Linked DNA regions of Homo sapiens: region 2 is linked to region 1. A link is a loop called in an ENCODE intact Hi-C map of the cell type or tissue named here. Cell type or tissue: IMR-90. All regions are shown on one strand. Links, peaks and the distances in the headings refer to the core of each region. The heading gives the core; the rest is flanking DNA. Region 1 overlaps JARID2 (jumonji and AT-rich interaction domain containing 2). Region 2 holds the start of LOC101928354 (a long non-coding RNA gene).

Region 1 (16,432 bases), core at 4,131-8,130:
GAAGGGAGAGAGAAAATCTGGAGATCTACTGGACAGCCTTGTGACTAGTCACTAATAATGTAGTGTATACTCAAGTTGCTTATCTTACATATTCTTAGCACAAAAGTATATAAGGGGATTGGGTGTGGTAATTAGCTTGATTAATCACTTTATACATGTATTAAAACATGTCATACTGTAAACGTACCATTTTAATTGTTATACTTTCATAAAACTGGGAGAAGATATACGGAAGGGTAGGTTAAGCACGAAAGCAAGAAACAAAGAAATTTGTTAGCAGATTTGGCACCACAGCAAATGAAAAAGTAAACGGCAAAAGAGGACAGTATTTGCAATTTATAAGACATTAATATAATTTAAAGGACTCTTAAAATTCCATGTGAGATTGAATGTTGGGGAAAAGGGAGTTTTCAGAAAGGACAGACAGGTAAGATGTTTAGAGGAGGAAAGATTTGATTTCCCCTTCTGCAAGCCAATAGGAAGAGATTTACAACTCAAAGGAGGAATAATTTTCACTTTCATCTGCTGCTGTGGGGGTGAGGGAATTCTACCTGAAGTTCTGCCAGTCCTGGTTGGGGTGGGGATGGCCTGGAGCTGCTCAAGTGCCAGATGCATGAGTGGACACAGTAACCTTTTGAAAACTCCCTCTGGCAGGATGATGGCTAAAAGATCACTATAGCTTCCCCTTGCTGATCTGCCTAAAGGCAACCCAGGAACAGGGTGTGCTTCCTCCTTCCCTGAAGAAACAGGCCCTGTTTGGACTGTTTGTGGGGAGACAAGGCCTGTGGGTTCCAGAGAAATGGATGTGAAAGTCTCGTTTATTCCATGGGGAGGGACTGTAAAGCAGAAGGATAAACCCATAACGTTGGTGTTTCTGGTTTTCTGTAGAAACCCCAAGCATCCCTGTTCTCTTTTGAAGTCTCTGCCTCATGGGTAGGAAGCACCATGCTCACTGGAAATTCTCACTTGTAGCCACCTGGGGTTTGGGGTGGATGGGGTGGGCTTGGGAGGCAGGCTGACTTCATGTGCCAGGGATAGGTGGCATGGCCTGTGCCAGGCACGTACCCCCTCCATCTGTAAGTGTCCTGTCCAGTAGGGTTGTTCTGAGGATTCAGAGGCTCAATGTACTTCAGGACTTTAGCATAGTTCCCCTGGCTTATAGGAAGCACTTAAGAAATACTAGCTATTAGCTATTGCTGTTTTTGAATTTAGGAACAGAAAATGGGTCTGGCTCAAAGTTCCATCATCCCTTTCTTCATCTCTGTTGTCACTGATAGGTCAGATAAAGCAGCTGCGCCCCGAACTCATGCATGTCAGTAGCTCTCTGGCCTCAAAATGCATCTCTTTTAAATCTGAGAATAGACTTTTTTTTTTTTTTTTTTGAGACAGAGTCTCGCTCTGACATTTGATGGTTGATTCTTTCTGACTTCAGGGAGTAGAGGTGTATTAGTCCATTCTCACACTGCTATAAAGATACTACCTGAGACTGGGTAATTTATAAAGAAAAGAGGTTAAGTGGACTCACAGGTCCGCATGGCTGGGGAGGCCTCAGGAAACTTACAATCATTGTGGAAGTCGAAGGGGAAGCAAAGCACTTCTTATATGGCAGCAGGAAAGGTAGAGCGTGAGGTGGGAAACACTTTTAAACCATCAGATCTCATGAGAACGCACTTGTTATCACGAGAACAGCATAGGGGAAACTGCCTCCATGATCCAGTCACCTCCCACCAGTTCCCTCGCTAACACATGGGGATTACAGTTGGACATGAGATTTGGGTGGGGACACAGAGCCAAACCATATCAGTAGTTTGCGTGGTAGTGGTCAAGGTAGTGATTTCATTCTTGTTTTCTCCTTCCTTTCTAGTTTTCAATGGTTCCAGCAGGTCAACACGGGAGAAGGAACCTGTTCAAAAACACAAAAGCAAAGAGGCCACTCCCGCAAAGGAGAAGCACAGCGATCACCGGGCTGACAGCCGCCGGGAGCAGGCTTCAGCTAACCACCCCGCAGCGGCCCCCTCCACGGGTTCCTCGGCCAAGGGGCTTGCTGCCACCCATCACCACCCCCCTCTGCATCGGTCGGCTCAGGACTTACGGAAACAGGTAAAGTCCAGCAGGGGTGCCTACATGTGTGCCAGACCCCAGTTTCCCACTTCACTTCACCAAGCTAAAAATTCATCTTCAGAGGGCTCAAGAAGCAGGAGGTGATGCCCAGAAGCAAGACAGGGACAGACAGAGCGCACCTTTGCATGAGCTGCAGGCGCCTGCACCTTTTGTCCTGCGAAGATCCATCAGTTGGATTTGCATTCATCCCTGGGTGCCACTGCATTCACCAAGAAAGTGAACTCACTTTTTTACTTAAGCCTTCTCCCACCCACCCACCCTGGGCTCCAGATGAGCGGTAGAGTGGCAGGGAACATGTTTTTCTCAGGGTAGGTTTTGAAACACACCTGCAAATGGGATAGTTCTGTTAATGGATGATCCTGGTCTACTTTTCTGTTCTTTTTGATGTGACAAGTTAACATTTCACCACCTGGCCTTTGAAGCAGAATATGTGCATGCTGTGTGCACTGCCGAGCAGTCTGTGGAACTGGGTGTGGCTGGGTGGCACCTCTTCCACTGAAGGCATTTGAGTCCCAGGCTGTAGCATCCACAGAGTGTAGGTGGCTGCCACCCTGACCACCTCCTGCCCCTGCCTGTCCTGCGCTGTCCCCCCACCCGCTATCCCCCAACAGGGCCACAGATAATGCCGGTTCTGGTGAGGCAGTTTTGAAGAATCCCTCAGGGCTTGGCCATTATTGCTGTCCAGATGTTCCCATTCCTGGACATTGATTTCTCACAACCCTAGGGATGAGTAGTGGGGATAAGGGCAGGTTCCTGCAGGCACACAGCTGAGGGCTTGTCCCCGGACAGGTGGCATTTCACTGATGCCTCGTGCTCCTGTTCCCCCCTCCATTTTAACATCCGCTAAGTCATGGGATCATTGATGAGCTTTCCTCACAGAGTTAAAAATAGAGGGTTAAAATCTTCCCTAGAAGAGACTGGAGGCTATGATCCTTAAAGGTAGCTTCAGAGGAAGTTGTAGAGGGGACGGAAGAGATTTCCTGGCTGGCAGTGTTGCAGAGTGACTTACATGGTTATTGTGGTGTGAAAATACTCGATTTCGTCTTGCGGTAGAGGTGGCCTTTCTCATTCTTGGTGACGTTGTGGATATTTCTCTCTGAACGTGAACATGTGACTATAGTCACACATAGGCAGACAGGTATGTATGCATGCACATGTGAACCTTTACCTAGCAAATAGTATGCAGTTGGGGGGGTGGGCATGGCAAGAATCACCACATTTACATTTCCACAGTCCACACACACCTAGCACATATTAAACACTGGCCACTGTTGGCCAAAACAGACCTCAGTTTTCCCAGAGACAACAGCCACGGTGTGGAATTGGGCCACACCATGTGCTCACCTGGCGTCTCTTAACCATTGGGCCCCGGATTGTCAGCACTGGAGGCACAAAGCCCAGGGAGGCACCGAGCTTTGGTCCTGGGTCTGTGATTCTTCACTCCCCCGCTGTTCCCAATGCTGTTGGTCTGATGGAGAATTGTACAGAACTCTCCAATGTGTAAGGTTTTTGCTCATGAAAGAGAACAGAATTAGAAGCAACCCAGGGAGAAAGACAGAAAGACAGTGATTACACCATGTGACTGCATCCTGTCTCCTTTCCCAGAATCCTAGAGTAGGGTTAAGTTGTTTTTGTTTATCTTCTATTCATCCCACTATGCTTTTTTGAGTTTTTTTAGTTTACTTGTGGTAAAATTCTCATGGGCCACATCAGAACTGGAGGCCATATCCAGGTGAGCTTCCAGATCTTGCCTTTCTGCCCTGAGAACCCATCCTTGGGATGGCGAGGCAGGAATGAAGGGTGGCAGAGGACCTGAGTCATGTACATGTGACTGTTCATGTTCTCATGCACGGACAGACACGGGTGCGCACATCCTCTTGCACGGTCACGAATAGGGATGCGTGGGATACGCCTGTCATCTCAGCTGGTCAGAGCTCACTCTCAGCACTTGGCCTTCATTCAGTTCAAGGTTTTCATTTGTAAGGGGATGAGAGGAATTAGTACAGTTGGACAGAGGAAAGAGCTGAGGAGGAACAGAAAGTACTGCCTTAGCCTGGGATGGCCCTGCCTGCCCCCATGCTCCATGGCGTGTTCGTGTGACCTGTTCCCTGTGCAGGATCTTAGGTGCAGGAAAGAGGTCCTGGGGTGCCCCTCACACAGCCGGCCTCTGTCCTCTGAGTTAGTGCAGGAGTTTCAGCTGCTTCCGGGGCTCAGGGTAGAGTCCTTGCAGGGAGCGCCATGTGCTCATGCAGGGCATCCTGCAGGTGTTGACGGGGATCCTCTCCTGTCACCCTTTCCCCACTTTCTCCCTCTTCCCTCTCCTCCTCCTTCCCTGTTCCAGTCTAACCAGCCCAGATGGGTTGACCCATGGCTCCAGATTCTAATTTGGCTCTGACTCTGACCTTCAATGAGACTTGAGATGTGATATTTAACCTTCCTGGGCCCTATTATTCCTTTGGAGCCAGTCTGGCCAACTCCTTATACCAGGGACATTGTGAGAAATAAAAGGAAAATTTTCAAACCCTCAGATCCTATTAGTTAAGTACTCTGAAAATAAGGTCAGTAAAAGCAAATTGTAGATTCCCTTGTGACTGCTTGATACAAGTGATTAGACTGTGACCTTTCATCTTTTCAACTGCATGAAAGATATGGGCCCAGAGGATACTCTGATCTTTCATTTCAAATATGATATGTGGATTTTTTTTTGTTATTGTTCAGCTTAAAAGCATAAATGTGACTGTATTGAAATGTGGAGGAATGTAATTTTTAGGGGGTGCTGCCGAGAAGTGCCTTTGCTCTGCTTGCTATAATGAACTGTGTGGGTGCATGCACCTGTCTTCCAAGTCTAAAACCACTTCCCCTCGTGCGAACTGGGCAATGCCATTTGATAGTGTGTGCGATTTATGGAGTCCCTAGAACCCGAGAGTTAGAACACACCAGTGCGTACTTCACCTAAGCCTTTTTCTTGGTGAGAGGGCTCTGGCCCCGGCCGTTTACTCTCGATTATACCAAATGAGCTGTCTTTGTCATGGAATGCACATGCCTGTATAACATTGCATTGTCATGGGGCTGGGAGTGCCCCTGGGTAATAATTTGGTTGTATGGTAAGGGTCTCACCAAGGAGCAAATGGTGTTTTTCTGTTGCTTTCCTGCAGTAGTACTTCTGCTTACATGCAGTGACAGAAAGTAACAAGTTTAGGATAGTCCAACAGACGAGCTTTATTTCTAGCAAGGGTTTTGAAGTATTAGTTTTCCAAGAGAGTCATGAGCAGGTTTTGTACTTGTGTAGAAATTTGTGTGGTTTGTAAGCCAGGATATTGAACCAGATGTGGCCACATGTGATTCTCATTTCTTACGCTGAGGCTGAGTGTGAGAAGAAAATGATCAACTGGCTAATCCCACTGGTTTTGCAGGACCTTCCATTGAGCTATAGGCTACTGTCACTGAAGAGGTTTTCATATGAAAATGTACAAGCCTTGCAGAAAAATCCTGCCCTAGTAAGATTCAGAGAGGGCCAAGGAATTGAGAATATTCTTTTAAAGTTCTGGAAAATACGGCTATTGAGAAGGAAACATAGAAAATCATATTAGTTTTTAAAAAAGTTAAAGGTTTTCTTCTCATGACATTATTTTGTCATTTGAATTGCACTTGCTGGTGGTGGGGTATTTGTGACTCAGTTACATTGCCTTCAGTGGGAGGAGAGGTTATAGGTACATCTAGATTGCCCAGTGGAACCCAGGCATCTCTTTTAGAGCACATTTGCCTTGGCCTTGGCCTTGGCTAGGAGGCTCCTGCCCATCTGCTGCTGCGGTCAGTGTTTGAGCAGGCTGCTCCTCCCCTTCCATAACTCACTGTCTGTCCAGTGCATTTCGCTTCTGTTTAGGCTCTTTGTTTTTGATTCAAGTTTTAAAGTGCAAATGGACTACCCCCAGCCACCAACTGTTTCTCTCTCTGGGCCTCTGGTTCTGTTTTGAAAGGCTGGCAGAGGCCTCGGCTCAACGGCTCCCTCTCGTGGAGAAGAAGAACTTGCCAGTGAATCTGAGGTTGAACTGAGGACAGCGTCATAATCTTGAACGACTAAAACATTTTTGCTTAGTTAACCAAAAACATCAGAGTCATTTCTCATCTTCTGCTCTGCCTTGGAAGTGCATGTTTCTCCTTTTCATCTGTCATCATACTGAGTTGATTTAAATATTGTGTGTGTCGGTGGTGGGGTGGAGAAAAACCCATAAGGATGGAGGGGAGAGATTTTATATTCTTAAAGCAAGCACACAGAGTGTGGATTGGGTACAGTTTTTAAGATGGAATTTCTGTTATTAAGAACAAAGTCAGGTAGGAACGTTTGATGTCCTGGACTTTCATATCTCTCACCTTATATCCCTTCTGCAAGAAGAATGAGGTATTGTTGCCAGTACTCATCTGGCCGAACGTAACTTGAAAATGCTCTCAACCTTGCCTGTTAAATTGAAACCATTCTCTTATGACTAGGAGGGATTGCTTTAATATCTCATGGCCGTGTGCCTGGGATCACCTGAGATACAGGTGACGGATGGCTGTGGGCCAAGGAGCACACGCTGCAGACACCTCACTTTCTGCAGAGCTGGGTTGGGGGCTGGGGGCAATGGGCTGAGAAGCCAGAAATCCACAACAGAGCTGAGAGAAGGAGTAACTTCAAGCACTTATGTATAAAGCTGCTCAGCTGAAATGTATTGTCATTCAATGGAGGGTCCTGCTGTAGCCCACGTCGGCGCTAATTCTTCAGTGAGTTCAGATGACTTCCTGTGTGTGCTCTTCTGTGGAATCCCTCAGGACGTGCAGCGGTGGCCTTCCTTGTAGTGCACTGGCTGCATAACTGGGGCTGTGTGGTTTTAATTGATACAGAGGTGGGTTGAGGGAGACCTTCGGTAACAAGGTAAGACAATGCCTTCCTCCATTCTTCTGTTTCCTTTTGTACTGATTAAGTGTTGGCTCCTTATAGACAAGTCCAGGCCAGGAAAAGGGGTGTCCTTTTGTTAGATTGGTGGGTCCCAGGTTTCCCCACAATGGTGGTGCTGGCTGGGTTGTTGGTTCTGTTTTATTTCTCCCTTTTAGGACACATGGAGCAGCTTAAGGGGCTTCCTATGTTAGCTTTTCAGCTCCCCTGTGGCCTCTCGTGGTGGGCATAGAACACGGACCCTCTGGGTTTCGAGGAGGAAGATGGCCAGTGACACTTGCCTTTTTCAGTCTTCGTAATTGTTTGAACTTCGCTGGTCTGTGTTGTGGGTGAGATCCATCTAGTCTTTGAGCTTGTTATATGGGCATGCGTGTGTGATATCTGGGTGGATACTGTTGAAGATAACTCCTATAATAAGAAGGAAAATATTGCAACTCATTTCTCTCATAAAGCAAGTTATTTGAATGTATACCTTGCCAATAATTCAGTATTTAGGTTTTCAGAAAGATGTAAACAAGGTGTTCCTTTTGCCATTGAAGATAGTGATATATAGAATTCAGCTGTGTTGAAAATTTACTTCCCTGTAGCATTGCTAGCCATGAACTCAGGTGCCCCCGAGAAGCCAGAATGGATGGAACCAAAGGCCTTACACTCTTATTTGAGATAGAATATGAGAGACATAGCACTCTGGTATTTGGACAGCGGTGTTAGGGAAGGGTAGGGTCCACGGATTTGTGGGAACACTGAGACATCTGAGGCTTTTAAACACTGATTCCCTTTCTTGATCCTCACCAATTAGCACAGAATCTAGAGGGAAGGGATTTACATTATTTTGAAGCTCCCCTAAGGGTTTTAGGGGTGCCAGGTTTGGAAAACACTGAACTAAACCTCAGCAAGTAGTGGTGGCTGATGCCTGAACCTCACAGGAGTTGGGTTATGTCCGGCACCATCTGGAGTTTGCCATTTTGATTAGCGATATACGAAGCCGCACTGTGTCCGTCTCCTTAAGGAGACTCTTGTGCTGGGAGTAGGGCTGAAACAGATTGCACCCCTACAGGTTAAAAGGAGATTGAGCCAACTGTAGAGGTGTTGTCTTTTGCTGTCTGAACCTGAGATAGAGCCCTTCCCCAAGGTCCTGGATTCCCTGAGGCCCATTCCCCCACCCCCACCCAGCCCCACCAGCCTTTGTTGCTGGAAATAAAGATCAGCCCCAGCTGGAGTTTACTGTTTGCTTTTGTTTTTCTAAATGTTTTGTCTTGTTTTGGTTTTAGTGGAAGCATTTGAAAGAACAATTAAAACTAAGAGATTTGCATTCCTCACTATACCTCCTCTTGCAGATTAACAGTACTTACCACGGAATATTTCTGTTTGTCCTTACCCCTGGTTTTATAAATCTGTTTTAAATTTATCATTGCCAGGTGCTTTTTTTCCTCTCCAAAAGGGTTTCGCATTATTTATTCCAGACCGTCTGTCAGTCCCACTTTTTTTATGGGTGACTCATGGTTTAAGAGCCAGAGTGTGATTCCTGGGTCTTCGCTTCTGCCTCTTCATGGGGCCTGAGATCTGGCTCTAGGAATGAGGCCTCCATGGGCCTGGCTCCTAAGAGATGATGTCCTACCAAGAATTTGTGGCTTTGATTGGACTGCACTTAATTGGTGGCATATAGAGAAATACAGGTCTCAGTGGCTTCTTTCCTTTTTGATTTTTATAAACTTCACTGATACTTCATTCAGTGGTTCCAAGCGCGGTCCCCAGGTCAGCACACAGCATCACCTGGGACTTGGTTAGAAATGCACATTCTCAGTCCCATCCCAGACCCTCTGACTTGGACACTCTGCCGGTAGGGCCCAGTGATGTGTTTACATCAGCCCTCTAGGGGATGCTGAGAGCCACTGGTTTGGATGTTTTTGGCAAGTCTTTTTTTTTTTTTTTTTTTTGAGACAAGAGTCTCGCCCAGGCTGGAGTGCAGTGGCATGATCTCGGTTCACTGCAAACTCCACCTCCTGGGTTCACGCCGTTCTTCTGCCTCAGCCTCCCAAGTAGCTGGGACTACAGGCGCACACCGCCACACCCAGCTAATTTTTTGTATTTTTAGTAGAGACGGGGTTTCACCGTGTTAGCCAGTATGGTGTCAATCTCCTGACCTTGTGATCCACCCGCCTCGGCCTCCCAAAGTGCTGGGATTACAGGCGCCTTTGGGAAGTTTCATTCCATGCCCCACCCCCACTTAAGGGGGGTCCTGGGCCAGGCCTAGGTTTAGTACAAAGGTCACTAAGACTCATTACCCGCCATCTGGGGACCTTCGTCCCCATGTGACAGCAGCCTGCACAGCCTTGTGGTGGCACTGGTGTTTCAGTACCCTCTGGGCCATCACTGCATGTGGCCAGCTCTCCTGACCAGGAAGTGCAGGCTCCCCCGACCCTGGCACCTTCCTCTCGGGCTGTTGGGGAGAAGAGGGGGCTAGTATTCTGTGTTTCTCAGTAATTTTGTGATTTTTAGGCTTCTTCCTTTGGAGATGGTGGTGGTTATAAAACCCTGAAGTCCCTGACTTTAACCTCATATCATAGACGAAAAGTAATGCCCAAGGTGTTAAGTGATGGGGCAGTGGCCACATTGTGACGCAGAGAAGACATCTTCTCGAAACCAGCATGTCTGGCAGCAGCCCATTGGGGTCCCTTCATTATTCTTGTTTGAAGCTTGTGCATTTCTAGTGTCTGCCATTGTCGCTCCCCATTTTCGCTGACGTTTGTGTGTCCCAAGATTACCACGGCGTCCAAGCTGTAAGACTGTCTCTGTTTGCCCAGGTCCCATAGAACCTGATGGGAAAGTTTGTCCAGGGTGGAAGATACATGGGACAGTTTGTAAACGGTGGGAAAATATAGGAAGCGCGTGTGCAGACGAGGGTTGGCATGTGTTGCTTCAACAGTGAGGTCGGGGCATCCCTCTTCCATCCAGCCTGGCCCTGTCCAGGGCTCGTCTCCACAAGGAAAGCAGACAGCAGCTGCTGACAGTTTGCAGCCACACCTCTGGGCCTGGCCTGCCACCCGGAGCCAAACCACATGAGCACTGCTGTTCTTTTGCTTCCATAGTATTTTTGTTTTCCTTCTTTTTTTAGCCATAGATTTCTAAATCCTGTGGGCAGGTCATGCTGCTATGTGGAGCACAGAAATAGCAGACATGACTTTTCTTGGAACAGGGATATGTGTGTGTGTCTGTCTCCACTTCCCCCAAGGAAGCAGGATCTTGCTGTCATCAACTCTGAGAAGCTCAGGACAGGTGATTGCATGGCACGTGGGGAGGTCTTCATTGTGAAACACCAAATTTCCTGGAAGAGCAATGGGAACGTGAAAATGCACCCAGGAAACCCCGCTAGGAAGCGCCTGGGGCAGTTTGCATACTTCTGTGACGAAGGATAGGTATATAGTGGATTCTGAAAGTGGACATCGCTGCTTAATTCTTGGATGTGTATTTTGCTTCTCTTTGCTGGTATTTCCACATCTCTTCTTATCACACTACAGGCTGCTGGCTCTGTTCATCCCCAGCATCCAGGGTCCTTTCTCACGGGTGGGCCGGTCATTTTAGTGGCAGGTACTAATTCTGCGTTTTTTTCCACCTCTGCTTCTGCTGCTCCACAGGTTTCTAAGGTAAACGGAGTCACTCGAATGTCATCTCTGGGTGCAGGTGTAACCAGTGCCAAAAAGATGCGCGAGGTCAGACCTTCACCATCCAAAACTGTGAAGTACACTGCCACGGTGACGAAGGGGGCTGTCACATACACCAAAGCCAAGAGAGAACTGGTCAAGGACACCAAACCCAATCACCACAAGCCCAGTTCCGCTGTCAACCACACAATCTCAGGGAAAACTGAAAGTAGCAATGCAAAAACCCGCAAACAGGTGCTATCCCTCGGGGGGGCGTCCAAGTCCACTGGGCCCGCCGTCAATGGCCTCAAGGTCAGTGGCAGGTTGAACCCAAAGTCATGCACTAAGGAGGTGGGGGGGCGGCAGCTGCGGGAGGGCCTGCAGCTGCGGGAGGGGCTGCGGAACTCCAAGAGGAGACTGGAAGAGGCACACCAGGCGGAGAAGCCGCAGTCGCCCCCCAAGAAGATGAAAGGGGCGGCTGGCCCCGCCGAAGGCCCTGGCAAGAAGGCCCCGGCCGAGAGAGGTCTGCTGAACGGACACGTGAAGAAGGAAGTGCCGGAGCGCAGTCTGGAGAGGAATCGGCCGAAGCGGGCCACGGCCGGGAAGAGCACGCCAGGCAGACAAGCACATGGCAAGGCGGACAGCGCCTCCTGTGAAAATCGTTCTACCTCGCAACCGGAGTCCGTGCACAAGCCGCAGGACTCGGGCAAGGCCGAGAAGGGCGGCGGCAAGGCCGGGTGGGCGGCCATGGACGAGATCCCCGTCCTCAGGCCCTCCGCCAAGGAGTTCCACGATCCGCTCATCTACATCGAGTCGGTCCGCGCTCAGGTGGAGAAGTTCGGGATGTGCAGGGTGATCCCCCCTCCGGACTGGCGGCCCGAGTGCAAGCTCAACGATGAGATGCGGTTTGTCACGCAGATTCAGCACATCCACAAGCTGGGCCGGCGCTGGGGCCCCAACGTGCAGCGGCTGGCCTGCATCAAGAAGCACCTCAAATCTCAGGGCATCACCATGGACGAGCTCCCGCTCATAGGTAGGTCTGGGCGGGGGGTCAGGGGGTGGTGCCTGCCCTCCTGCCCCCAGATCCCTGCAGTTCCCTCACAGTCTTCACGTTCTCTTCCCTTGCGAAAGCTCCAGTTCCGCTTCCCTGTCTCGGGAGTAGTGGGCTTCTCAGCTCATTCCCCCTGCAGCCCTTCTTCCCAGGTCCTGGGCGTTGGTGGCAGGATAAGAATGGTATTGAGCTGCCGGGCGCGGTGGCTCACGCTTGTAATCCCAGCACTTTGGGAGGCTGAGGCGGGCAGATCATGAGGTCAGGAGATCGAGATCACGGTGAAACCCCGTCTCTACTAAAAATACAAAAAAATTAGCCGGGCGTGGTGGCGGGGGCCTGTAGTCCCAGCTACTTGGAGAGGCTGAGGCAGGAGAATGGCGTGAACCCAGGAGGCGGAGCTTGCAGTGAGCCGAGATCACACCACTGCACTCCAGCCTGGGTGACAGAGTGAGATTCCGTCTCAAAAAAAAAAAAAAAGTATTGAGCTTGGATCTGGGGTGAGCCCCCACTCTGGGTCTGGGCCCCTTGCTTCCCCTGGGCTGTCACCTCCTACCCACAACTGCTGGAGTTAAAGCAGGGGCCGGGGGGCCAGTGGGGAGCGCTGCCCCTCTGGATTCCACACTGGATTATAGAGGCTGGAAGCCCAAGGTCTAGGGGCCAGCAGGGTTGGTTTCTCCCGAAACCAACAAGACCTCCCTCCTTGGCTTGTGCATGGCTGTTTTCTCCCTGTGTCCTCACAGGGTCCTACCTCTATGTGTGTCTGTGTCTTCATCTCCTCTCCTTAGAAGGACATTGGATTAGGGCCCATCCTACTGACCTCTTTCTAACATAATTACCCTTTTGAAGACCCTGTCTCCAAATTCATTCATGTCCTGAGGTACTGGAGGTCAGGGCTTCAACATATGAATTTGGAGGGATCACCATGCAGCCCATAGCCCTCTAGGGTCCTGTAGGCCATTTTTTATCCTGCTCAGCCTTGTCTCTTCTTCCTCTGAGCTTCAGTTTCTCTGGCGATTTTGTCAAGGCCACAGGTCAAGGGATCTGTTGACCTTTTTTCTGAGACCAGGTTTTTTCTGAGACCTTTTTTCTGAGCTCTGGCTGGGGCTGTTGGAAACTTGTCACAGTGGATCCTTAGTGAATGCATATCTGGGCTGTCATGCAGACCCTTGCTCCTCAGGGTGGGTTGCAGGCAGATCCTCCTCTTGGGTTCCCCTGTAGCCCTCCTTCCCTGTCATCCTCTCTTCAGTCCTGCCACTGGGGACACAGGGTGAGGATGAACTTGCCTTGTTAAGGCTAAGTGGATTCTGTGGAGTGAGGTGCATCCAGGTAAGGTTGCAACCCCATCAGTCTAGACCCATGGGAGGAAACAGGCCACACCTCCATTTTGGAGATCCTCAATTTTCAAAGGCATGGAGACGTGTAGCCATCATTTAAGTGTCAGGGATTTGGCAGCAAGATAGGCTTCCAGGCAGGATGGAGGTTTCGTGGTTCCCCTCAGCAGGTGCCTGCCAGGACTGATGCCTGAGTGACAGTCACCTTAACTTGCAAGAGTTCTTGGTTTGTGCTCTGCTGTTGGGAATAGCACGTGATAGGAAGCAGTGCAGGGAGCAGGCTCTGCACACGCGTGCACCCACGCCCGCTGACCACGCCCCATGACTACTTGGGACACAGGATGACTGAGTCAGTGATGGAACCGCACCAAGTCCTCCTGCCTTTGGAGACCTGCAGACAGGAGGGAAACATTCCAAGTTTCCCTCCTCTGCTAGGTGGATGATGGAGCCTCGAGAGCACACTTGACATCGTAGTGACAGCGCCTTTTGTTTAGAGTAGGTTTTTCTTTACCCTCGACTCCCTTACCCTGGGACAAAAGCCATACTGTGCCTCCCTGTGGTGTGCTTATGCTTGTTGCCGTCACCCAGAAGTCTAAGGCGTCTGACATTCTGTCCCAGGGGTACTGACCTGTCTGTGACCCAGCAAGGCCTCAGGGCTGGGGTCTGAGCTCAGCCATCTGACAGTGGTAGAAACTTAATAACTTTGAAGTAATAGCCTAAAATCCACCCCAGCAGATGTGCCTTCTGCCTCTGTGTAGGTTCACTTCCACCGCAGGTCCCAGGGAGCCGCCGTGCCGCTGGCGGGAGTTGGGTGGGGAAGGGGCTCGGCCACGTAGCAGCCTCAAGGCCCTGAGTGGGAGTGATCGCAGCGGATGAGGATTCCATGAAGAATTCTTGCAAGCGCTGTGTGATTTTCAGGTGCTCTTGCGTTATAATCTACTTAGAGTGAAATATGAAAGTGTGGATTTCCTCCCTTCTGTGACCTGTGTTCTGAGTCACTCGGACGGTGGAGGACTTGTTTTGGTTGGGGGACTCGTTTTGGTGCCTACCTCTGTAAGTTGAGACAGTACCCACCTGCCCTCGGAGGAAGAACTCCCGATTGTCAGCCAGAGCCACCGTGAGTCCCACCTGTGACTCTGGGAGTCTGTGAGACCTGGAGTTTGTTGTGGAGTCTCAGTTCTTAGGTCCCTCCTGTCGAGGCTGGGGACAGTTCCCTCATGGATGTTACCCCAACTCCCCTGTTCTCCACAACCACATCAGTCCACTGTCCTGCCATTTAGTGTGAGTGGAATTCAGGCTGCTGTGTCCCCATCCCTGGTCTTGCTGGTGTGCTGGGAACTCGCTCTCTGTGTGTGCTGTGTCTGCCGAGGTGGTTCAGACGCTTCACCTAGTGGGTCCTGTCATGCTTGGTATGTGCAGCGACCCTGCCTGGACTGGATCCGTGCACACTTTACCTTTTATTACTTAAAAACAATATATCCCCACACTCTAAAGATTTAAAACGTTGTTAATTTGTACTTTGTTTAGTATTTTGTTGATGGTTATTTTGGAAAATCTCCCCTACCCCCCTTCCTTTATTTGGCCCGAGGGAGGTTGCTTTCTCCATTCCCATCTAGAAAAGCCACTGGGCGCGCGTTAAAACCTGCCCAGGTTTGATGTGCATTTGCGCTGCTCTGTGGCCTGATCAGGAGGGGCACTGAGCACCAGCTTATGCACTGAGAAGCAGCCCGCTGTCTGGATGGGCGAGGGACGAGGCATAGATGTGCTGCCCTGTGTCCTCACGCAGGTGTTGCTCTTTGCTCTGGAAATCCAGCAGGATGGAAAATAGACTTCCTTTGTGTGAGTGAGTGGGTGGATGGGTGAAGTTGAGTGAGTGAGTGGGTGGGCATTGGGAATTATAGAAGGGGAATTGGGAGTTGGTAACAAGCATGTGTCAAAGCTATTCTAGGTGACGCTGGGCCGTGGGTGCAGCCAGGACCCCTACCCACTCCTCACCAGGGAGCTAGTCTTCTCATGACACCCGCCTCCATGTGACAACACATGTACCAGTACATGGTACACTGGGATGTTCCTCCCTGTATGTCTGTCTGGCCAGCTCGCATCCTTTTCCAGCCAAGCCCCAGCTTAAATGCTGCCTCCTCAGACGCTCCCCACCTAAAATGGTAGTCCCTCGTTCCACCTGCTCTTCGTAGCAAGTGGTCATGACCCATCATTTTGTAACGCCCTTCTCTCTGTGGACCGGGAGTCTGCTGTTCACCACTCTCACCCCAGAGCCTGTCAGAGTCCTGGCTCATAGTAGGAGTTCAAGAAGTACAGGTTGAATGAGGAACATCTTGTTCGTGTCTCTTTCACTAACTGTCCCGTTTTTTTCCCCTTCGCTGTCCCAGGGGGCTGTGAGCTCGACCTGGCCTGCTTTTTCCGGCTGATTAATGAGATGGGCGGCATGCAGCAAGTGACTGACCTCAAAAAATGGAACAAACTAGCAGACATGCTGCGCATCCCCAGAACTGCCCAGGACCGGCTGGCCAAGCTGCAGGAGGCCTACTGCCAGTACCTACTCTCCTACGACTCCCTGTCCCCAGAGGAGCACCGGCGGCTGGAGAAGGAGGTGCTGATGGAGAAGGAGATCCTGGAGAAGCGCAAGGGGCCGCTGGAAGGCCACACAGAGAACGACCACCACAAGTTCCACCCTCTGCCCCGCTTCGAGCCCAAGAATGGGCTCATCCACGGCGTGGCCCCCAGGAACGGCTTCCGCAGCAAGCTCAAGGAGGTGGGCCAGGCCCAGTTGAAGACTGGCCGGCGGCGACTCTTCGCTCAGGAAAAAGAAGTGGTCAAGGAAGAGGAGGAGGACAAAGGCGTCCTCAATGACTTCCACAAGTGCATCTATAAGGTAGGGGCCTCCGCAGAGCAGCCACTCCCAGCTGCAGGAGTGCGGGAGGAATGAGAGAGGAAGTGGAGCGTGCTATGCACTGGACGGTGTGTTCTCTGATTCCCTGGGGTGATGAGGGGGCGGGCCACTGTGCTGGGTGATAGCGCTGTATTAGTCCTCTCGTGTTGCTGAAATACTACAGACTGGGGAATTCATAATAAACAGAAATGTACTGGCTCCTGGTTGTGGAGCCTGGGAAGTCCAATATCGAGGAACCTAGTGAGGGCCTTGTGGGTGCGTTGATGGGGCAGCAGGAGACCCAGTGAGGGAGGGGAAGTCCACTCCACGAAGATACCACGAGTCCATTCCGCCTGCCTAGGGCCTCGGGTTTCCTTTTCATTAACTGGCTTGCGTGTGCGTGTTGCATGCACGTGCACACATCTCCATATGCCAGGGATAAGTAACTGGGCTGCATGCTTCGTTTCC
Region 2 (16,432 bases), core at 4,288-8,287, 780 kb before region 1:
TCAATGCAGACAGTACATGCTGGCCAGACAGAAACAGGCAACCCAACCAACATTCATGGCTACTGACCAACTACTTTTTTGAAATTTCCATGGATTCTGAATGTTTCTGAGTTGGGGAGGGTGAAGAGGATGTGGAAGAGACAAAGGGAGTATATTCCTCACTCCCTGACATAAACCATTACCAGAAAATTAGTGTTTGGAATTATACCTCTGACAATGAGTCATTTTTGTTACCTTTACTCTTTTCTGTACTTTTCCTAATATTCTACAAGCAATGAGTGGGTTCTAATAAACAGGAAGAAGGGAAAAGTATGTCTTGTTATCCAAACTTAGTTGATTCCTAAGTTCTGATGGTGAGTGTTTGGGTAATGGGTTTGGAGAGGAAAAAATCTATTTGGCTCCTGAGTTTCAGAAAACAAAAATTGAAATTTCAGAAAGTGCTGAGTTTATCTGAATCCACTTGCCTCCTGAGTTCTGAGGGAAAGACTTTGGATGGCAAGAGGTCAAATAGCAAGAGATGCCTATATAGAACTTTTAATAAATAACCCTTTTCCTCCCCTTCCTACATAGAAGCACCAAAATTATACCTCAGTAAACAGTTTTGCAACATCCGTGTCTGGCAAAATGTATACCAAAGAACTTTTACATGCCAAAACTTAACATTCATTTTTGGTTGCTTTTTAAAGTCAGGAAGTCTCCAGGGTTCCTCATAGAAGCAAAGAAATGGGGGACAACCCAGATAAGGCGAGTTTCTTTGTCAAATTCACACAATGGAAAGGCTTAAGTTAAGATTATTTTTTAAGTAAACCTGTGTTCTTTCACAGACTCTGCCAGTGAAGTAAGGCCAAAAGATTCAAGCAAATATGAAGCACGACTTCTCGGCCTCAGCCCACAAAGTCTTTTCTTGTGTTTTAGACAAATTGAATTAGAGAAAACAAAGTCCTGGCCAGACCTCTATGCCCTATGCCAAGGAACTGGAACTTGTCGAGCAACTAGGAACTTGAACTTCACCCTACATACAATACTAAAGAAGAAATATCATGGCTGTCAAATGAACAAAGTGTTGCTAATACACCTCAAGAAAAGATGTAACCAGAGAAGGAAAATGTTGTCTATAAAAAGTGAAAGGTGAGATCAGGCCTTTTGGAGATTTTTTTTTTCCTTTTTTTAATATCTTCCAAATATATCTGAACTTGTTTCCTACTTGGACTTATTTAATTTTCCCTGATGTACTTCACAGATGTGAGTTGTGCTTGGGAACACGACTCAGAGACTGCGTGGCTCTGACACAGGCATCAGGCGTGTGCAGCTCCCCCGCAGTTTCCCACAGCTTCACCGTCATCCACTCTCATGTCCCTTCAGAGTGCTGCCCACTTCCCGCCCAGCAAAGGACTGCATTACTCAGCACACAGCGACCCCTGACTCAGTCGATGTGGGAGGAGATCGTCATCAAGGCTGATGTGAGTCTAAGAAACATCCTGACTGGCCTAAGAAGACCATCGGGACTTGCCAAGTGGCCCCAGCTCATGGGGTTCATTCCTTCTTCTCTTATTGTGTTTAAAAGTGGTATAATTAGCAACTTGTTGAAAATGCTGGCTTACTTCCCGTTACCAGGGCTCAGCACGCCATACTCCCAATCATTGGTCCAAGCAGACATGTTTACTAAGTGAGTGGGGGATGAGAAAGAGAAAGGACAGATGTGAGGGAAATAGACAGAGCTGAATAGCACCTCACAATGAAACACACGAACTCCTGGGAAATTCTCATTTTAACACAACTGTAGTTCCCATGCGTTGGAACCTAATGTTTACCTTCATAACGGCTCCATCAGAAAGGCACTGTCATCATATGAGAAAACCAAGGGTGAAAGATTAGGTAATTTGCCCAAGGTCTCTTTAATATCTTCCAAATATATCTGCACTTGTTTCCTACTTGGACTCATTTAATGAGTTAGGAAATGAGGGAGCTGAGTTTCCAAACGAAGCCTAATCCCTGCTCTTTTGACCTCTATAAAATCTATCAGAATATTAACAAAGGGTGTTTAATAAAATGAGTTTGGATAGAGAACAAAGAAAACCCAGAGGTATTTGGAAAATGGTTTGTTCCAAGATCTTCTAAGTTAGCTATCTCATCATTGTCATGTTATTCTTGCTACTGCTGACAACCTAGCTTCCTGTATATAAAGAAGTATCAAAGAAAATACTTAATATTCTGCTTTCTTCACAAATACTCTCCTTCCAACTTCCCTTATTTCTTTTCCTCAGCTCATTTCTGTGTTGGCCAATCAAGGTCTTCCCAGGACTTCATCAGCATGAGACCAGCTCCACCTCCACACCTAACACAGCAGGTCTCCTCCAATTTCCCAAGAATCCTCTCTGAAGTCTGGCAGACCTTGTATTCAGCTGTATAAATGCTGCCTTCATCAGCAACCAAGACTTCATCTTCCCAGGCCCTCTTTGAGCCAGCCCCACCTACACCCAATCCTGGCTGCTTGAATTACAAACACACCTAGAGAAGGGCTTGTGACCCCTAGACCTGGCCCACCAGTGGCTTCTGCCATCCAAATACAGCTTGGCCCTGACAGGTACTTAGTAACCTGGTATTTGTCCTTCATCCACTCCCTGACTCCTTCCCCAGAACAACAGTTAAAGACCTTCTCACCTTGTCTTCAGCCCCATTCCTGGTTGAATAATACCCTTCTCCTCCTTCACCGAATAGCCAGAGCCCTTCTAGAGTCAACTTTGCTCTGAGGCCCCCTTTATCTGCATGCATCCCTTTCTCCTGCCTCTCCCCCTTCCTTTCCCTTGTCTTAAGACCTATTCCCCCTCAACAATCCTCTACAAATCCTGCCCTGGGTGTTTCCTTCCTCTGCTGAGGTCCTGAAGCACTTCTTATTGGCAACCTTCATTTGGCTTTGAAGGTACATTGCCAAATATCCCTTATCTTTTTTTTTTCCCTTTTCTTCTCTTCATATTTTAAATTGCACAAACAACAGTCTGGCTCATCTCTTTCTATGCACATATCCTGTCTACCCAACCCAATTGGGTGTCCTCCAATGCTTTGTCCTTCCCATCTGCTCATCTCCCTCCTAATGATTCCCTTGGAGAGGGCTCATCCACTTGCAGAGCACCATGGATACTACACAGATTCTTGCCACCAAACCTTGTTCAAGCCCCCCTGGCCTTACCGGCCTTTCTCCTTCTCCCAATTAATCGAAATCTGCACTCTTTCCTCAAGGCCACCTCACATTCCAATCAAGCCTTCTCCAACAAACACAGATCCACAACTACCTGTTTCTCCTCTGACTTTCTATAGATATTTTAATGCTTATATATAGTCTTGTTTTATTGGACCTCCTTTTGGACCGTAAATACAGTGAGAGTTTCCTGAGGACAACGACCAAGGCCTCAGCGTTGTGTTTCCCTAACATGGTGCTAGGTATTCTGAGGGTGCTTATTCATTACGTGCTATCTATAACACATGCAAAAAATAAAGCATAATTCAGACTTTTAGTTTCAAATATGGCACAGTAAACTAAAGCCCTAGTAGCTCTAAACTGAGCAAAGTCTGCAGCTAAAACTGAGCAAAAAATCTAAACCCTTGGAGTGAAGGATTTTGTGTATTTAAGAATCTCCTTTCAGCCGGGCATGGTGGCTCACACCTGTAATCCCAGCACTTTACGTGGCTGAGGCGGGCGGATCATGAGGTCAGGAGTTCGAGACCAGCCTGGCCAACATAGTGAAACCCTGTCTCTACTAAAAATACAAAAAATTAGCCAGGCATGGTGGCACATGCCTGTAGCCCCAGCTACTCGGGAGGCTGAGGCAGGAGAATCACTTGAACCTGGGAGGCAGAGGTTGCATGAGCCGAGATCGCGTCACTGCACTCCAGCCTGGGCAACAGAGCAAGACTCCATCTCAAAAAAAAAAAAAGAGAGAGAATCTCCTTTCACAGGGCACCAAGTTCAGTGACAGTGCAGAAAGCACCCAACTTCACAGGGTTGTCTTATCTGAGAGCAGAAACGCAACACCTTGAAAGAGCCTGTCTGGATCAAGAATTCAGCCCTCATTTTCCTAAGTGGAAAGTCTCATGTGGCCAAGCAAAGGTGACCCGATGAAAGCCAGCGTGTTCAGCCTCCTTTCAAATCGGCAGCCATAATTGCTACTCGCATTTAACATGGCACCAATCACAACCGTGTTCTGGGGCCAAGAACACTGGCCAGCTTACCACCTTCTGAAACTCGGGTGGCTGAGATCCAAGGCCAACAAGACTGAAGAGATGAGTCGCAGCAGTGGAACCCAACAGCTGCCACTGTAATTCAGGGAGCGTCCCCATAATCTGGCAGGGCAGAGTGGAACCTGTCATCCCCAGGAATTAGGGACAATTCAACCTGCAACCCTCAGAAGTTAGGTCTCCAGTAACTGCTACTGTTAAGAAAGTCCTCTCTTGCCTCTTCCTGGTTTGCAAATGTTGCTAGCCCTCTTGGATTAGCGAGCTAGGCCCCGTCTCGGAAGCGAGGTGTGGCACTTCACCCAGCAGACACACCCTCACAGACAGTCCCCATGTAGATGACAAGAAAAAGCTGACAACCAACGGTCCCAGGCTCTTCCATTATGATTGAAGCTCATGGGAGCTCGGCATCACTTAAAATGTTCTGTAAAGTTCTCAGGATGGTATTTAATAAGGCAGCAATTCAGTGTCAGTTCAAAAGCCATTTGGGGTGGAAATGGAGGGTAAAGTTGAGATGTCATAAACTCAGTAGCTTCCAAATTTTATTACAGGCTTTTTCAGGTCTAACAATAGCAATTTGGAGAAGGGAGAGAAAAGACATTACTCAGTCTTCAAAAGTACACCCCAAACTCATGCGAACTGTGAGCTGACACTGCCATCTGCTCTCCCTGACATGTGGTGTGGGAAGCATGATTACCATTTTCCTCTAAGGCCAGCGTCCTCTTTAGGATTCTCCCTCTAGCACCGGGCCTAGGACAGTCTTAATCCTGACAGTCCAGAACTTCAATTTTACTATTCACTCAACAAATACTTTTCAAGCATTTATATGCGCCAGACACTGTTATAAAGTCTGGGATGTAGCAATCACTAAAGTAGGAAAAGTTCTGCCTTGTTGGGGTGTTTATTTGCTAGTTAGGGGGACACAGGAATTAACAAATAATCAAGTATGAATAAACAGACTATCAGATGGTGATAGGTGCTATGGAAAAAGCAAGGCAGATTAAGAAGGACAGAAATCATCCAGGCAGGGGTGGGGGGAGTGGGGGATGTGGATTATGTGGTGCGGTCAGGGAAGGTCTCACTGAAGAGGTAACATCTCAGGAAGACCCAAGCAGGGGAAAGAGAGGCCATGTAGAATTGCAGGGCAGGGTTTTTCAGGCAAAGGGATCAGAAAGGGCCAAGACTGTGAGGCAGGAGAGGGATTGGTGTGTTTACAGAACAGCAAGGGGCCAAAAGGAGCGAGGAATGACGGTGACAGTGGAAGGAGCTAAGACAGGAGAGGTGGCCGGAAGCCAGATCGCTTGCAACCTTGCAAACCATTTTAAGGACTTCACCTTTAACTCAGCACATCAGTCAGGGCCTAACCAGGAGACAGAAGCCACACCAGTTATTTTAACACGGCTAATTTAATATAAAGAATAATTTTCTAGGAATAAAGTCTTAACCAGGTAACTGAAAGAGTAAAAAGACAACTCTAAGGTGTCTTTCGTATAACAACTTCAGGAAGCTCCACCCCTGGGGCTGGCAGAAGAAAAAGGGGGCTGTCGGATAATTAAAATTTAGAAGCTTAGAAAACAGTCCCATGGGGCTAGAACCCAAACCTCAAAGATGGGGCAATGGCAGTCAGTGCTGTGGCCCTAAAAAGGCACAATGAGTCTGGTTCTTGAGTGTAGGAAAAATTGCAACGTAGATTGAACAGCTGCTACAGGAAGAAACTGCTGCTGCCAAGATGAAGCAGCAGTACTGGGGTGCTGCACACAGGAGCCACAGGCAGACAGGATACCCATGGGAAAGAGTAGGAGCCTCTCTAGCAACCCCTACTGGCTGAGTGCAACAAGGAGCCCAACAAAGGAGAAATGCAGTGTTCAGGGGCCCAGCATAGAATCAAGTATTGAAGGAAGGCTTTGGAGCTGAAAGATGATAACTTACTAACTGGAACTCTCTGAATGAGATAAGATTTTGAGCAAGGAAGTGACAAAAGCTGACTCACTCTGACATCTGTGTTGAAAACAGACAGTAGAGGAGCAGCAACAGTGGAGGAGGGAAGGAGTGGATGGATTCTGAATACAGGCATCCCACTGGATTTGCTGATGGTGTCCATGTGAGCTGTGAAAGAGAGGAGTCAAGGGTGACTCCTTCATCGAGGCCTGAGTAACTGAATGGAGACAAATTTACTGAGGGAGCAGGGAGAGCAAGGGGGCAAGAACAAGCTTGTTAGGTCAGCTTAGGTGTGAGGTGCCTGTTAGAAATTCAACTGAGGGGCTGGGCGCCTGTAATCCCAGCACTTTGGGAGGCTGAGGCGGGTGGGTCACCTGAAGTCAGGAGTTTGAGTCCAGCCTGGCCAACATGGTGAAACCCCACCTCTATTAAAAATACAAAAATTATCTGGGTGTGGCAGACACCTGTAGTCCCAGCTACTCAGGAGGCTGAGGTGGAAGAATTGCTTGAGCCCAGGAGGCAGAGGTTGCAGTGAGCCAAGATCGTGCCACTACACTCCAGCCTGGGTGACAGAGTGGGACTCCATCTCAAAAAAAAGAAAGAAAGAAATTGGACTGACAATGACAGCAGGCAGTTGCATCCCCAAGCCTGGGGAGGGTTTAAGTTAGAGATATAAATTTGAGGCTCACCCATCATATAGATGGATTTTAAAGCCACATGATTGAATGAGATCATGCGTGTCATCTCAACGTCACTTAGAATATGACATGGCTAAGAATCAGCTCTGGAATCAGAATGATGTCAATTTGAATTCAAACTCTATCGTCACTGGATTTTCTCAGATGTTCTAAGCCCTGATTCCCTCATGTGTAACCTAGAGATGATACTAATCATGCTGACTACACTGATCTTATGTACGGATTAGATTCAGTAACGTAAGGAAAGCCCTTACACCAGTGCCTGATATCAACTCTTATAAATAAGAGTTATTATCATTATCATAGTTTTATGATATTATTAGTAGTCAAAGATAGCCAGAGCCTAGAAAATTAGGCTTCTAAGACCCAAAAGCAAAGAGACCTGAATTGTACTAAAAAGACAACTTATTAATTGTAGGAGAAGATACAGTGGCATCTTATGTGAAATAGGTATATAAACCATGACTCTGAATTACTGTGGCTTTCCTTTTACAGATACATTTATTCGGAGTACTAAAAATTTTTTTTTTTTTTTTTTTTTTTTTTTTTTTTGTAGAGACAGGGTCTCATGTATTGACCAGGCTGGTCTCCAACTCCTGGCCTCAGTGTCCCAAAGTGCTGGGATTCAGGTGTGAGCCCCCATTCCCTACCTCAAATGGTTTCTAATCAGGCCAATTCTCCTGACCTGTAACAGAGCCTGCCCTAGCTCTCAGAATTCTGCTGCAGAATGGGCTAGCAGTCAAGTTTGTTCTTCTCCATGAGAAGGTTTAGCACCTGGAGAGTTGAGAGGTAAGTTTGATGTACATGAGGACTGTTCCTCTGGTTTGTGAATAACCAGCCAGGGAGTAAAAAAAAGATGCCAGACAACCCTCACAAAGGAAAGAAGGAAGGGAAAGACAGATCCACAAAACGATTCTAAAGGAACATTATTAGCAAATCCTTTAAAATACCAAAACTGAGTGTGCAGGGCAAGACCAAGATAGAAACAGAATGCTTGCCTGGGGACAAACTATGGAGACATCAGCATGTGCCTGTCGTGAGTGAGCTGCTGATGAGTCAGGAATGAGCACAGCCCCAGGGTGACTCCGAGACCCTGTGCACCCGTCACCACTCACTCCTAGTTGGCCTGGGAACAGAGCCCCATCCTCCATTAATTGTTCACCTCTCATTAAGCATTTTTGCATCAGGCAGCCATTCCTTTCCAAGAGCTCAATTGCAGGGTTATGTAAGGTTCTCCTGTATTCCTGGCCGGAGAACTGAGACCAGCTGCCTGTCCAGGGCGCTCCCTTCCTAGGCGGTAGGTCACTCCAGGAAACCAAACGGCAGATTACAAAGCCTAGAAAACACAGCAGGGGAGTAGAAGAGGCTGGATGTCCTCCCAGGCTGCTCTCAACTGTAGAGAGCAGAAAATTCTCTGCTTCCTGAACCCCGAGTATGAAATCAAATCTCCCCATCCCCAGGTTGGTGTGAAGGACCTTTCAGCCAAGTCTCTCCACGACCACCTTGGATGATATCAAAGCTCTTCCCATTGTTCTTCTGCTTCCAGAGCCTTCTCCCACACAAGTTCCCAACCCTTTCACCATGTGAAAAACTCCACCATCCAAAGATTCTATTCCAAACAGCTGTTCCTGGATGCGAGGAGGGATCCATCTAGAACAGTGATTCTCAACCCTGGCTGCGCTTTGCAGCCTCCAGGGGAGACTTTAAAAGTGCTGATGTCCAGTCTCCACCCCAGGCTCTCTGGGAATGCGGCTCAGGCACCAGTATTGTTTTTAAGTTCTTCAAGTGTTTTGACTGTGCAGCTGCATTTTAAAACTAATTGTTTTCGACTATAAATTCCCTTCAGTATACTAAAGCCATTGCCGACCCTCAGGGTTGTTTTTCTAAGAACGCATGATACGACTGTCATCGTGATAGTTGCTATAAGTTCCTTCTTCTCTCCCTCTGTTAAAAGATACACCTTAGACAAATAAAATTTAACCGAGTTTAATTGAGCAAATAATGATTCGTGGATCAGGCAGCCCTTGAACCAGAATAGGTTGAGAGGGGCTCCAGCATAGCCACATGGTGGAAGACTCATGGACAGTAAAAGGAGAGTGATGGACAGGAAACAGAAGTGAGGTACAGAAACAGCTGGATTGGTCACAATCTGGTGTTTGCCTTACTTGAACAGGGCTTGAACAGTTGGCCCCCTGTGATTGGCCAAAATTTGGTGATTGGCACAATAATAGATTACAGTCTGTTTACATGTCCAGGTGGGTGACCATTTACTGTGTACAGAGAAACCTTTAGGCTGAACTTAAAATATGTAGGGAGATAGCTTTAGGGCTAAACTTAATTTAACTCCCTCCCTTCCTCCCTCCCTTCCTTCCTTCTTTCCTTCCTTCCTTCCTTCCTCCCCTCCTTCCTTCCTTCCTTCCTCTCTTCCTTTTCTTCCTCCCTTCCTTCTTTTCTTCCCTGACAACAGTGAAGAGGACAGATCACATCACTAGGCCTGAGCTCAGCATAATGGAAGCCAGGCCCCACCTAACATACTTCCATTAAAATCTAAACCACTACATGGCCCCTGAAAAAAAAGTCTCTAAAAGAGCAGAGGAGCTAGGAAAGGGCCCAAAGCTGATGAAAGACTCCAAGTGAGGGGGAAAAGATACCCTGCTGCAAAGGTGGATAGGAAAAGACAAGAGAATGCCTCCCCTCTTTGGAGAATTTTTCTGTCAAAATGCCTTTTTTAGAATATTTATTTATTTATTTTAGTGTCTCTCATTCAGCTCTTTGGCTGGCCCATTGTCCAAGGCAACATCTTCCTATTATTCTATTATCTGTCAGATGGCTACTGCAATTGTAGAAGACAACGCATGAGAAGGATCGGGCTTCACTTTTCTGCAAATGGTTGGTTCAAAATAAGCCACCAGAGGTGACCTGGTCATTGTACCCCTCCTAAAAAATGATACCAAGATGAACTTGAGAGCTTGCCAGCCTCTTTCCCTTCCCTGTGCCTCTGTTTCCCTACCTATAACACAGACATGGCAAATTTGGACATCCGAACACCACTGGGTGAAGATGAATGGTTCAAGTTTTAATCATCCTCGTTTGCAACATCTGAACATTTATCCACATATGTTTCCCCAGCACTCACTTGCCATCCCCTCCCCCTCTTTTTTTATTCATTTCTGAAAGCTTCTATTATCAATCACTGCATGAGGTAAATTTTCAAATCAGCAGTCAGGGTTTTTAAGCTGCATGACTCCTATTATAGCCAAAAGGAGGCAGGTGACCAACACTGATGCAGTCTCGAAAAATCCCCTCTGCAGCCTCCTTCCTTAGTGTTCGTTCATTCATTTTCAGGGCATGCATTGAGGCTGGGTTTAACAAAGCCTTCACCGAGGATCAGTCTACCTTTCACAGAGGGCCCAAGGGAACAGGGAAGTGGAGACACTGATCTGGAAAAGAGAGAAAGGCAGGAGAGTGGGTTTGGAGAGCATTTCTTAGGCATTTTGTCACACCTTCCAGCCAGCTCCATTAGGGAGAACTGGGGTGTGTCAAAATTGGGTGCCTGGTTCTCTCTCCATCATTCCTGCTTCTCTTTTCCCTTTCATAGCAGTGTCCCTAAGGGATGCCTTGCACCCACTGGCAAAGCCATCCCTATACGAAAGTCCCCAACTCCACACTTCAGCAGCTCTGGAGCCCTCGGGCTCTGCCTGACTGTCCACTGTGGTGGCACGAGCTTACTCTCCTCCACTCCGGTCTCCCGAGTTCTCATTTCATCCACATGTGTGTCTGACCCTGCTCTACACCTGGACACTGTGTTGTCTATGACCCCTATAGGTAAACAGGATCTCCCTGTCTGTTGGACACGTGGGTGATCTTGACACAAACACCCAATTCTAGGCCTCTGAACGTCCAAATTCTTTCTTGTAATTTCAGCCAACTGAAGGGCCTTACCCTCCCCTGATGCCCTCTGCTTCTGGATTCCACACCTTCACATACTGCTTCTGGGCTGTGTCCTATTGGCTCCCTACTGTATTCAACGTCACTGTCACAAAATAACTAACAAGTGCTACAGAGAAGGGAACAAGAGGAAAGACTGACATCATGCAGAAATCAAGAATCTATGGGCTGGGCACCATGGCTCATGCCTGTAGTCTCAGCTGAGGTGGGAGGATCACTTGAGCCCAGGAGTTTGAGGCCTGTCTGGGCAACATAGTGAGATCAGGTCCTAAAAAATAATTAAAAATTAGTGAGCATGGTGGTGCTCATCTGTAGTCCCAGCTACCCAGGAGGTTGAGGCAGGAAGATTGCTTGAGTTTGGGAGTTTGAGGCTGCAGTGAGCTGTGATCATACCACTGAACTCCAGCCTAGATGACAGACTGAGACTCCATCTCAAAAAAAAAAAAAAAAAAAAAGAAAAGAAAGAAAAGAAGAAAGAAAAAGAAAGAAAAGAAGAAAGAAAAAAAAGAAAGGCAGGCAAGAAGGAAAGGAATAAAATCCACAATGCACATTCCCCAAGCCCTCCCAGTTATCCATGATCAGGAGGCTGTCTCTTTGCCTGCCTTCTCCAACCCTGCACCCAGCCTCTTTGCCTCTGCAGGACTTCCCCAGAAAGTTGAATCTTCTTCCCTTTATAGAGCGGAGCAGTTCAGCTCAGACTTGTAGGCACACCTGTGCAGCACAGACCAACGTCTCTCCTTGACCACGGCCCACAGCCTTTCTCTGAGGAAAGGGCTCGCCGCAGGCAATTCCCTATTCAAAGGTCACCATCGGCTAACAGGGGTCTTGCCTCCCTCAACTCATCCAATGTTGAGGTACAGCAACTGAATCAACCAAGAGCGGGCCAGTGGCCTCTGACAAGTCGGGACAAGAAAACTCTGCCTCGGAGGGAAACTCTAAACTGTGCAGCAACCATTCAAGTCCAATCAGATCCTCTCTCAGAAGCTGGATTGTGGGAGAGCCTGTCACAGTCTGCAGCAGCTGAAGCAGCCAGGACAGCAGCAAGTAGGCAGAAGGACTTCAAAAGAAGAGACAGAGAGCAGAAGCCATAAGGCCTAGAAAGCACAAGGAAGCAAAAGTCATGAGGTTGGGAACAAGAAACAGGCAAGGCAGCAACAGCAAGTGGCAGTCACGGCAAGGAAGAGACCACACAAGGGGATTTGGAATGAATGAAGCCACCGTTTTCGTACGAGGCCTTAGTTACTGAGCTGCAGACTCGGGGTTCTGTGCAACCTTACCTCCCTGTGCATGCATGCAGTGCACCCCCATTGTCTCTGGTCTAGAGACCTTCTCTGCCCCTCACAACCTCAAGCAGTGGGCTCCGGGCCCCTACTCTGTGCAAACTCTGCTGGCCTATTTCACAGGACTCACCATGTCCCCCAAACTCCTTACCCTTTGGGTAGAGATCCGTCTTACTCAGGTTCACATCCTCATGTTCACAGCTCCTCCCACACAGTCAACACTTAGAGCTTGACTTCCTTCCAGCCCAGCCCTCTACATGGTGCCTATGACTTTAACCTAATTGCCTGTATTTCCTCCCTGTATGAGAATAGATACCCAAATACAAGATTTCCAACCTATTCCCTCCAGATGACAAACAAGCTACAAGAGACAGTGTAGACTAGAAGAACAACTGCCTGGACCCGTGGGAAGAAGGTGGAACAAGACCTTGCAGTAAAAACAAAAGCTGTCAGTTGATCTAATGGCGGTAGAGAGTAGAAGGGTGGTTACCAGAGGCTGGAAAGGGTAGTGGGGAGTGGGGATGAAGAGAGACTGATTAATGAGTACAAACATACAGGTAGATAGAAGGAATAAGTTCTAGTGTTTGATGGCACAGTAGGGTGACTGTAGTAAATAATTGAGTGTATATTGCAAAATAGCTAGAAGATTTGCAATGTTCCCAACACAAAAACATGATCAATGTTTGAGGTGAGGAATATCCCAATTACCTTGATTTGATCATTACACATTGTGTGCAACTATCAAATATCAAATGTACTTCATCAACATGTACAATTAGTGTGTATCAATATAAAATATTTTTTAAAGCTGTGATTCCTGCTCCTACACCCCTGGGCAGCCATCCCACCTTTGCAGCAATGAGGTAGAGAGCTGGGGGGAACTATCAGGTTCTCCTGTGTTCAGATAAAATGTAGCATGGTTGTGATTGAAAGGCCTCAAGTTTTCTAGTTCCATTTTGTTCTATTCCCCACAAAAAACAACTACAGGCTGGGCGCAGTGGCTCACGCCTGTAATCCCAGCACTTTGGGAGGCCGAGCTGGGCAGATCACGAGGTCAGGAAATCGAGACCATCCTGGCTAACACAGTGAAAACCTGTCTCTACTAAAAATACAAAAAATTAGCTGGGCATGGTGGTGGGCGCCTGTAGTCCCAGCTACTTGGGAGGCCAAGGCAGGAGAATGGCGTGAACCCAGGAGGCGGAGCTTGCAGTGAGCCGAGATCGCGCCAATGCACTCCAGCCTGAGTGACAAAGTGAGACTGTCTCAAAAAAAAAAAAAAAAAAAAACAACTACAGAGGAGCTGTAGCTCTAAAACTCAGCAGGGCTGGGCATAGTGGCTCACGCCTGTAATCCCAGCACTTTGAGAGGTCCAGGCATGCAGATCACTTCACGCCAGGAGTTTGAGACCAACCTGGCCAACATGGTGAAACCCTGTCTCTACTAAAAATACAAAAATTAGTGAGGCATGGTGGTGTGCGCCTGTAGTCCCAGCTACTCAGGAAGCTGAGACACGAGAATCACTTGAACCAGGAGGCAGAGGCTGCAGTGAGCCAAGATCATGCCACTGTACTCCAGCCTGGGCGACAGAACAAGACTGTCTCAAACAAAAAATTTAAAAATGATATATATATATAACACAGATGGAGAGAAAATAAATCAATGAAACTATGGAGCAAAGAAGAGAAAAATCTCAGCAAGCAGTCAGACTGACCCTTTCTGCTCAGTGTGGCTGAAACCAAAGCAATGAGGCTGGCACTTTGCCTCCTGTCAGAAAGGCTACGTGTGTTTAAAGGACAGCAGCATTCAGAGATTTTCTCTGCAGGAGGTCTTGCTCTCTTCTCCTGCTGAAAATGTCTGACTCGATTCATAACCAATATCTAAATATAGTCATGTTGGTTATTTCATGCACTATTTACATGCATAATCGTAATCTCAATTGAGTCTCAACTTCAGAAACACAGTTTATTACAGTGGGATTAGAGTACACAAACTCCTATATTCTGCATTCCACAGCCATCTTCCTTCTCTACTTACCATTAACTAGAGTGCTTCCACAGCTTATTCTCCAGTGGAAACCAGTAAGAGCCTCCGAAGGAAGGCCAAGTAGTGGAGGCGTGACCTCCCAGAGCCGACCACTGTCTCTCCGCTGACCCAGCAAACAGCCTACATGATAGTCACAAATAATATGGCCCCATGGGCATACGCGTGGGCCAAGTGTATACCCGCCCCTTCCTTCCTCTCCCACTCAAGAAAGCAGATCAGAATGCAAGAATCTAAAAACAGCATTGTTATGGAAGCACACTCTAAAATATATTGTAATTTATCAACAAAGTAAATTATTCAAAACTGTGATACTCTGTTATTAGCTAGCAAATTCCTTTTCATACCCAGAGTGGAACACAATGGTTGAACACTGCTTTCTTAGACACAACTTTGAATGCCAACCACTTGAATTGTTGATGTCTGACAAGTGACAAAAATGATAAATGCTAGTGTAAATCAACTCATAGAAGATCCAAGCACTTTAGAGAAAAACAAAATATCTCTCTCTTTCTCAGAACATGCTTACCAGAACCCCACACTCTTCAGTAACAATAACAAGTGTATGATCACCCAACAAAGGCTCTATCACTCTCTAAGCAAAATAAACAGGATAAAACGTGACAATTTTATCATTATGGATTATTTTAATTTTTATTATTTGTGTTTTACAAACTTTCTGATTCCCTATGAACATCCTTTACCTTTTTAAGGGATAATGTTTAAAATGTTATGTAAAAAATGGAATATATTTTCAACACAAGGAATGGAAAGTCATGAAATTTAATGAGATTCTAGAAGACATTGGCTTGCTTCAAAGATTTATGCAAGAACATATCTGTAGCAATGAGGAAAGAAGGCATTTTAAAAAGACCTCCAAAGAGAAAAAAATTGCTATCACTTTTTTACTGGAAGATGTGACAGATATTGTAACAAAATTCCCACGGTCCCAAAAAACCATTAAAAGATACCTCTTTCTGAATGCCTATAATCTGAAACAAGACTAATTGGATCTGTACAAGTCATCCATCAGCTAAGTTCCTCTAAGTGAAAGACACTTGTCTTTAGAAAAAGCATGTCCCCAAATTGGAAATATGAATTGATCAAAGGTACATAGGCACAACACCAAAATCTATTTGGTCACTGAAAAAAAAAGGGTTTCTCCAGTTCTGGGCTTGGGATATTTCTTTCCAATCATTTGGGAAGCAGTTGAATCAAGTCCGGGGGTTAAAATACTGAAAGTCCAGAGGGCAGCATTTCCATACAACTCACACATTTCTCCTGCTGAAGTGAGCTTTGAAGTTGAGTGGCAGCCAAGATAGAGGGGTAGAAAAAAAAGAGAAAGAGTTACATAGGGGCTGGTAGTCACTCAAAGGAAGAACAACAAGAATTAAGAGAAAGAAAAAGAAAAGGGAGGTGAAAATGGATTAAAACAAAGCCAGGGAGGTCCAGCCTTCTCCCTCATTGCCAAGGTTGGGAAGATGATGGAAGTTTGTCCTGCAAACTCATCAGGACTGGGGGCAGTAATTTACCAAGGTCAAAGGGCAAGGGCAGGCCCCCTCAGTGACCCAGCCTTTGCAATGAAAACATTCCAAAGAAACTTAAGCAGACAGAATGTGTAGATATTTGTGCACCACAGCTGGGGGAAGCCTCCACAACCTTTCCCAGTCTTAGTCCTGTCAAATGACAAATGTCTCTTTTATGTAAGGATCAAACAGTGTTGGAGGCAGTAACATAAGCAAAATCTTCAGTGACATTGATTTTGCATGTTAGCAGAGTTGCTTCTAAAGAGGAACTCCCACGACTGCCAGAGAGTTTCTTAACCTGAAAACTGCAATTGTGCAACTCACTTAACAGCCAAATATAGGCCAACAGGAACAAATTCATCCAACCTTTCTGACAGCGTCACGTTGACACTTCAATTACCTGATAACTGCAGCAATGTTTTCCTAGCTGAGCAGGAAAACTTCAAAAAAAAAGCTTAACCTTTTTCCTCTTTAGCTTCCGCTAACCATCCACATCTGCTTTCCTGGCTAAGTCTCCATAGCAGCTATTATCAACACATGAATGGAATTCAAAAAAAAAAAAGAGACCCAGAACTGAATTCAAATTCTGGCTCTACTATTTTCCAAGGGCGTGTCCTAGGGCAAGTCACCTAAACTCTATGATCTTCCGTTTTAAGTTGCTATGAAAAAGTAAATAATATAAGAAATGTTTGGAAGACAAAGATGCTCCAATGATTGTTGTCATGCCAATGGTAACAAAAGTAAATAAGGATTGGGCTTACTCTATGACAAC

The links. Peaks named below come from ENCODE experiments on the same cell type or tissue, not always from the same donor. Only the 100,000 strongest peaks of a DNase experiment are listed, where the experiment ranks them.
Region 2: it touches region 1 in a loop (6-fold over the local background); 2 of 110 quality-filtered maps call a loop at or near these places.

Annotation. Positions count from the first base shown.
Region 1 is chr6:15,485,443-15,501,874 of GRCh38, forward strand. JARID2 (jumonji and AT-rich interaction domain containing 2) reads left to right here. Exons shown (of 18, transcript NM_004973.4): 6 at 1,865-2,100; 7 at 10,690-11,728; 8 at 15,465-15,967. Among named protein-coding and RNA genes, the nearest start is that of DTNBP1-AS1, 52 kb to the right of the region's middle. RefSeq lists an enhancer at 6,248-6,749. In IMR-90, for the core only: a CTCF peak has its summit at 6,129 (motif pointing left); a DNase peak (open chromatin) is centred at 6,129; H3K27ac peaks cover 177 bases.
Region 2 is chr6:14,705,199-14,721,630 of GRCh38, forward strand. LOC101928354 (a long non-coding RNA gene) reads right to left here and starts at 12,291. Exons shown (of 4, transcript XR_241980.4): 1 at 12,246-12,291. RefSeq lists enhancers at 700-1,899, 12,378-12,437. In IMR-90, for the core only: a CTCF peak has its summit at 6,058 (motif pointing left); DNase peaks (open chromatin) are centred at 6,053 and 7,953; H3K27ac peaks cover 1,658 bases.